Regions from separate parts of the Homo sapiens genome. Here all the other regions are linked to region 1. The links are chromatin loops, found by intact Hi-C in ENCODE. Cell type or tissue: OCI-LY7. All regions are shown on one strand.

What was found. Peaks named below come from ENCODE experiments on the same cell type or tissue, not always from the same donor. Only the 100,000 strongest peaks of a DNase experiment are listed, where the experiment ranks them.
Region 2: it touches region 1 in a loop (7-fold over the local background); 4 of 110 quality-filtered maps call a loop at or near these places.
Region 3: it touches region 1 in a loop (15-fold over the local background); 84 of 110 quality-filtered maps call a loop at or near these places.

What each region holds. Positions count from the first base shown.
Region 1 is chr22:38,571,312-38,573,811 of GRCh38, reverse strand. LOC105373031 (a long non-coding RNA gene) reads right to left here. Exons shown (of 2, transcript NR_134627.1): 2 at 2,454-2,500. Among named protein-coding and RNA genes, the nearest start is that of DMC1, 2.4 kb to the right of the region's middle. In OCI-LY7, CTCF peaks have their summits at 1,334 and 1,537; a DNase peak (open chromatin) is centred at 1,471; H3K4me3 peaks cover 585 bases; H3K27ac peaks cover 648 bases.
Region 2 is chr22:38,201,136-38,203,635 of GRCh38, reverse strand. It overlaps MAFF (MAF bZIP transcription factor F), which reads right to left and starts at 1,642. Exons shown (of 3, transcript NM_012323.4): 1 at 1,424-1,642. RefSeq lists silencers at 56-135, 986-1,425, 1,486-1,815. In OCI-LY7, a CTCF peak has its summit at 1,097; DNase peaks (open chromatin) are centred at 105, 315, 1,035 and 1,735; H3K4me3 peaks cover 2,321 bases; H3K27ac peaks cover 395 bases.
Region 3 is chr22:38,051,354-38,053,853 of GRCh38, reverse strand. No RefSeq gene overlaps it. Among named protein-coding and RNA genes, the nearest start is that of PICK1, 4.8 kb to the left of the region's middle. RefSeq lists enhancers at 1,273-1,322, 2,418-2,500. In OCI-LY7, CTCF peaks have their summits at 1,199, 1,399 (motif pointing left) and 2,409 (motif pointing right); DNase peaks (open chromatin) are centred at 453, 1,393 and 2,373; H3K27ac peaks cover 1,033 bases.

The sequences.
Region 1 (2,500 bases):
GCCGAGGTGGGCAGATCACGAGGTCAGGAGATCAAGACCATCCTGGCCAACATGGTGAAACCCTGTCTCTACAAAAAATACAAAAATTAGCTGGATGTGGTGGCATGTGCCTGTAATCCCAGCTACTCAGGAGGCTGAGTCAGGAGAATCGCTTGAACGAGGGAGTCAGAGGTTGCAGTGAACTGAGATCACGCTACTGCACTCCAGGCTGGTGACAGAGTGAGACTCTGCCTCAAAAAAAAAAAAAAGAAAGAAAGAAGTAGATATGCAAAAATATATACAACTTTTGCCTTTTATTTTTGCTAATCAATGCTTTGAATAAAGATGGGAACTTTGGTTTTTTATTTTTTGGTTCATAATCCTACAGATTTTTTTTCTTTCCAGTAAATCTATACTAAACCCCTTTAGGTTAATGCAAATCCACACACTGCAGAATTAGTATCTTTCAGAATATTCCCTCTGCTGAGGCAAGAAACACAGTATTTGAAATGTCTATATAAACTAGAAGTGTAAGAAAAAAAGCATGACAAGATTGATGGAACTAGAATACTGAGAAAAAAAGAGAAAGTTTGGCGAATGTAAGAGGTGTTTTACTAGTCATTCATTCTACAAATAAGTATTGAGCTCCAGCTAAATGCACTCTCTTAAGTTAGTACTGGTTCCCTCTTATTACCTGACTAATGAATTACTCATGGGTGTCAGCCTCTAAATGCCATGTTCCCCACTTACCCACAAACTGAATAAGATGTCCCTCCCATGTGTTCCTATGGTACCCCGTATTCCTTCTTGTAACTGGAGGTGAATAATGTAAGACCCTAGGTTAAAATTTTAATCGACTCTTTACAAACAGCAGTCATTTTAAACCTTTATGTAGCCAGGGGAAGAGCCACTAAGAGGTACAGGTCTCAGCAATAGGCTACAAGTACCTTATTCTTAAAGGGAAATTATTTGAAATTGGAGATAAAGAAATGGAACACTGCTGGATGCAGTGGCTCACGCCTGTAAGCCCAGCACTCTGGGAGGCTGAGATGGGAGGATCACTTGAGCCCAGAAGTTTGAGACCAGGGCAACATGGTGAAATCACATCTCTACAAAAAAAATACCAAAAAATTAGCTGGGTGTGGTGGCTTGTGCCTGTAGTGCCAGCTACTCAGGAGGCTGAGGTGGGAGGATCGCTTGAGCCCGGGAGATTGAGGCTGCTGTGAGCCAAGATCTTACTTACCACTGTACTCTAGCCTGGGTGACAGAGGGAGACCCTGACTCAAAAACAAAAAGCAAAACAAAACAAACAAATATTTTTAAGGGGAATTCTACCCAGTGAAATTTGTACGTGATGAGCCTTCATTCTTTAGTTCTCTACTAAAGCATTTCTCAAATTCAAGCTCTTGAAATTTCAAGAATATGTATCAGCAAGCATCACTTTGTAGAAGCCCAACTATACGCGCTGGAATCCTGTGCCTCTATTTGGTTATAAGGTGACTGTCCACGGAGGGGCAGTAAAGTGTAATAGTTTAAAATTCAGGTCTTAACTATAATCCCACTGCCTATTTTTTTATTTCTAAAAATATCATAAAAAGACACAAAATTTTAAAATTGTGTAGAGAAATTGTGGACTTCCTGAAGGATTTGAAAAATTAGGCAAGCTATATTATCCAGTTAATAATTGACACAAAAGCTCTGGTTTGCCATGTTCTATATTGTGGATAGGAAAGTACCATTTTGCCATGCAGGATATATTTTTTTAAATATAAGCATACTTAACAATCTTTCATGGCTTCTGAGTTTTGTAGCATACTTAAAAAGATGTTTCTTATTACAAAGTAATTTTAAATATCCCATATTTTCTTCTAGTACTTTTATTATTTTATTGTTCAGATTTAATTTTTTGATCTGTCTGGAATTTATTTTGGTATAATGTGTAAAGTGTGGTTCCAATTTTATTTTTCTTCCAGATGGTTACCTAGTTGTTCTAACACTATTCACTGAATTCATCATTTCTCCACTGATGTGAAATGCCACCTTCATGATATTCAGAGTTTTTGTATGATACGAAAGACAATTTTTTTGGTTCCGATTTTAGTGGAAAGTCTTCATGTGCACTTTTTAACTGTCCTAGAGTTTGTTGTTGTTTTAAATATCTTAAAAGTTGTCTCTAACCATCGATATGATACCCAGATAAGATTTTTCTCCTCCCTTCATGAATTTGTCATTACCCAGCTCATTTTAGTTTTTTTAAGTGTACTGCACACAACCTTCAAATATTATGAACATTTCTCTCTCCCAGCTGTCACTACACCAAACTACATATGTTATATTTCCCTAAATCATCTTGCTGTGCTCTTTGCAGCTCTTCTGTAGACTGTTGATGTCTTCACCTAACGAGTTGCTCAAAAGTTCCCATAATTATTTAGGTGAGGCCTCAGAGCGAAAGCCTTTCACCACTATCCAGTTCCTCCCCCAAATGGGCATTCATCTCCATATAACAAGGACGACTGTGTTT
Region 2 (2,500 bases), 370 kb after region 1:
GGGGGAAGGTGGATTAAGACCAAGGAATCTCTAGCCCCCAGCCCATCCTGCAGGCGGCTACGACAAACAGGTGCTTTCTGCAGGGCTATTGGGTGAGTGGGTGGGTGGCGGCTAGGTCAGGCCCCACCCCTCACTCATTAACCCTCCGTGCAGTCAGAGTTCTATCCCCAATGCCTACTGACCCTGCCTGGCCCAGGGTGAGGGCACTCGGGGTCTGTCGGCTGGCTCAGAGCCTCAGCTAGCTTCCGGCGTCCAGCTGTAGGTCAGTCTAGTCTCACCAGTCCCACTTGTGAACTGAAACTACCAGGAGAGCGGAAACCGGCTCCGCCCCATCCTCCACGACCTAGCAGGTACAGCCTCCAGAACCCGGACTAGCTAAAAGCCTGTGGTCCTCTCCCTGCGCCGCACCCTTGCAGTCAAGGTTTTCTGGCCCTTCCTGTTCTCATGGGACTGAGGGGATGGGCAACCCTGGGGACGAACGAGAGTCCCTTGGTTCTTCCCTCCCCAGGAAGCCCCAAAATCTGGGGACAAGAACCTGGGCTCCAACTCACTTTGTTACCAGATCCACCGGGGTGCCAAGCGGGGGTGGCTCACATCCCTCACTCCTAGCTCAGCTGGGTGGGGTCTTTGATACCTTGCCCCACCCTGTGGCTGCGGGCGCGGGCTCTGGGCGGGAGACAAACACTGGGGTCACGTGGCGGAGGCCCTGGGAAACTCCGGGGAGAGCCGGGGACGGACAGCCCCGGGTAGTAGGACTGGGGCGGCCCGGGCCAGAATTCCCAGACCCCGTGCGAAGACGCACGGGTCCGCTTCCTTCGCTCGGGTCCTTGTTCCGCGTTTACTCCGGTGGCCGGCCCAGGGCACGCCCTCTCCGAGGTACACACTGCTGGTGTACAGGCCCCAGGGAGCGCGCGCGCGGACACGCACACACAAGCACAACACACGCACACACGCCCCCGAGGTACACAGCGCACGCACGCACCGGGCAGGATACCCAGGCCGCCCGCCAGGGAACACACGCCCGCCCTCGGACGTAAACAAACCGCGCACGCACCGCCCGCGGGCGCCGGGCCAGGGCCTGTTCCCACCGAGTCACGTAGGAGCACAGCGCCCCCGCCCCCGCCGGGCGGACGCGGAGATCGCCGGCCTGCGCTGCCCCTTCCTCCCGGCGCCGCCGCCTACCCGCCCGCGCCCCGGGAAGGGGCCCCGTCTCCACCCCCACTCCCCCGAGCTGGCCTCGGCCCCGTCCTCGGCGTCCCCGGGACGGCCGCTCCCTTCTCCCCGCCCCGAGCCGTCCGGGCGATGGAGCTCCGGGAGCCCCGACGGATCGGGCCCGGGCGCCCACCCCAGGCGCATCCCGGGACGCAGAAACCCTGCCGCCTTGGGGTCCCGCGCACCGTCCTCCTGGTCCCGCGTTCCTCACCCGCTTCTGGGCCCGCTTGGTCCGGCGCGCTCACACACGCGCGTCTCGCCGCTGTCCCGGCCGCTGTCCCGATCCGCGCTCCGGTCAGTCTCCCCTCCGCTCTGAGCCGCAGGTCGCTCTGAACCGGGCGCCCGGGAGCGCTGCGCTGAGTTTTGTTGTGGGGCGGGCGGCGCAGGGGGCCGAGGCCGCGCGGAGTTGTAAGGCGAGCTTCCCGGAATTACTCACTCACAGGATTCCTTTCATTCATAAAAACCCAGTCATGCGGTGACGTCACCGACCCGGCCGCCCTCCGGCCAGGAGCGGCCGCTTGGTCCCTCGGCCCCGCCCCCGTATGACCCCGCCCCCTGGAAGCCCCGCCCCCGGGGCTGCCGCGATTCTCTGCCTGGTTCCAGGGCTCGCTGGGTGCGTTCACGTGACACCTCGCGAGAGCCCCGTGGGTGTAGGTGTCATTGGCTCATTTTACAGGTAGTGGTCCTGGCCCTCTTCTTTCGACCTAGACCTTCTGCCTTAATGATCTCATCCAGTCCCGTGGCTTTAAATGACATTTATATGGCTATGAGCCCCAGGTTTGTATTTCCGGAGCGAACAGCTTCTCTGAGTTCCAGACTCATAGCCAGCTGCCCACTCTGCGCATCCAGTGGGTGTCAGATGGGCACTGCAGAGGACTCGGCCCAAAAACCCGCTCCTGATCGTCAGCCCTACCTCTGCTCCCTTGCCACCCCATCTCAGCTGCTCAAGCCAAAACCTTGGAGCCTGGCTCCATCCCTCCCTCTCCCTTCCTCCCCACCTCAGGACTCAAGCTAGCGGTGTCTCCAGGTCTCCTGCATAGGACCATTTCTCACCACCTCCAGTCATGGCACCTGGTCTCGGCACCATCAGCTTACCCGGACAATGGCAGCAGCCTCCGAGGCTCCCTACTTTGCCTCCAAAGTCTTTCTTTCTATACCAGCCAATGTTCTTCTCAAAACAAAGCTCAGGTTGTTTACACACCTTCTTTGGCCACTCTCTCCTCATCCACTGCTCTTCGGCCACAGTGCCCTTCTTTCTGTCCCCCAAACATACCAAGCTCATTCCTGC
Region 3 (2,500 bases), 520 kb after region 1:
GGAGTGAGGATGATGATCCTCCCAAGACAGTGGTTAAAAAGAGGAAGACAGGCTGGGCGCAGTGGCTCTCGCCTGTAATCCCAGCACTTTGGGAGGCCGAGGCAGGTGGATAACCTGAGGTCAGGAGTTCAAGACCAACCTGGCCAACATGGCGAAACCCCGTCTCTACTAAAAATACAAAAAATTAGCCGGGCGTGGTGGCACACGCCTATAGTCCAAGCTACTTGGGAGGCTGAGGCATGAAAATTGCTTGAATGCGGGAGGCAGAGGTTGGAGTGAGCCGAGATTGCACCACTGCACTCCAGCCTGGGCAACAGAGTGAGACTCCGTCTCAAAAAAATAGATAAATAAATAAATTAATTAATTAAAAGGGGAAGACAAAAAAGGAGAACCAGGTGTGAAAGTGTTTTGCGAGTGATTCACAGAGCACAGATGTCAGAGGTTTTTATCGTCCTTCTGTTTATAGCTATTTTGCTGAACCCCTGCAGAGGTCGGGGCCGATGGTGCATTTCATGAACCCTAAGATGCTCAGGCCTCTGCATCAGACTTGGCTGGGAAGTGTCTTAAATGCAGATCCCTGGGCTCCAGCTTAGACCTGTTGGATTGGAATCTCTGGGGAAGGGGAGATCTTGGGGGCTGCATTTTCGCAACGCTCTGTGGGTGATGCCAATGCCTGCTGCGGTTTGAGGACCACTGTGCCAGAGGTGAGAACATGCAGTGTCTGTGCACACTGAGGTGGGCCTGTGCGAGGCACCAGCAATCCGTGTCCCCAGGGCCTCACCATCCCAGATAATCCAGGGTGTTGCGTGGGCCCGGAGGAGGGGCTCCTGCCCAACCAAAGGCCAGCGAAGGCTTCCTGGAGGAGGTGCTGGTGGTGCCCAGGCTGAGGCAGGCAAAGGGAAAGAGGGAAAGGTGCAAAGGCTTCCCGTGGCGGGTGGTGGAGGGGACAAGGCACAGTCCCAGGCCCCTGGGAATCGCAGTCTGGCGAGGGAGACAGTTGGGGGCAGCGACTGGCAAGGGCCTCAGAGGGGAGGGCTGGGTAGAGCCCCTTCCTCAGGATGGGTAGGATTCTAGGGGTTGAAATCAGGGTGAGGACACCCACCTACTCCCAGGAGGCTGAGCTAGGGCGGCGGCTCACACCCTCCCTCTTCAGCTCGCATCTCCTCCTCCCCTGAGGCTACTCCTGAGTCCGTCCAGGCGCCAAGGCAAGTGACCTCTGTCCTGGCCTGGCCCTGCCACTGAAAGTTGTGTGACCCTGGGTCTGGGTCCCCTCCAAGCTTCCATCCCTGTGGCTCCGTCTGAGATTCAATCCACAAGGGCTGGCTCTGCTGCCCACATTCCTGGGGAAGTGCTGCCACCCGGTGGCCATTAGGAAAGACAGCTCCTGGAGCACGCGGCCCGCCACAGAGCCCCCAGCTTTCCGCACCTGCCACTGTCGCCACCTGCTGACTCAGGGCTGCCGTGGAGCTCAGGGGTCTGTATACTTTGTGGACGGGTGAGCTGGTCTTGTGCATGCCCGCGTTGTGCCTGGCTGTCCGCTCTGCAGCCACCGCTGTCCCCCAGCCGAGGCCTGCAATCCTCCTTACTTAAAGGTCCAGAAGCCGGAGTGGGTTGCTGGAATTCAGCTCAGTTCGTCGTCAACATAGACATTTAGAGTGTGGGCTTTCAGGTCAAGCAGACGACAGTGACCCGGGCAGCTAAGGCTGGGTGCCTTCTGTGCACAGGCCCAGAACCGAGCAGCTTCCATTCCCTTCCTCACATGAGCCTCACAGCAGTGTGGTGATCCCACATGCTCACTCATTCACGCACTCATTCATTCAGTACATTTTTCTTGAGCACCTACTACGTCCAGGCCACACACCAGGGAACGAGACAAGCAAGGCCCTGCCTTGATAGAGCCCTCGTGAGTGGGAGGAGCAGGCAATCAACTGGTAAGCAAAGAGTTGACTGCTTCCAGCTGGTGGCAGACACCAGAGATTTTATAAAATGGAGGGGTGGGAAAGGTGATGGGTGCAGTGGCGCGATCTTGGCTCACTGCAACCTCCACCTCCTGAGTTCAAGTGATTCTCCTGCCTCAGCCTCCCAAGTAGCTGGGATTACAGGCAAGCGCCACCACAACTGGCTAATTTTTGTGTTTTTTGTAGAGATGGGGTTTCACCATGTTGGTCAGGCTGGTCTCGAACTCCTGACCTCAGATGATCCACCCACCTCGACCTCCCAAAGTGCTGGGATTACAGGCATGAGCCACTATGCCTGGCCCAGGGGGTTCTTTAGACGTGCCGCTCTGAGAGGGTCTCTCTGAGGAAGTGCTCAGGGACACCCAGGAGGAAGCAGCAGGGCGTTTCTGCGGCAGGTGTGCACTGTCACCCTCAAGCGGCCTGAGAAGAGGTGGTGCAGCCAGCAGGGGCCAGTCCTGCGTTCTTATCCCCCTCTTGTCACAGATGCCTGCAGAGTGGCTGGTGATGGGGCCTGCGCTTGCTTGCTAACCAGTCTCTAGTCT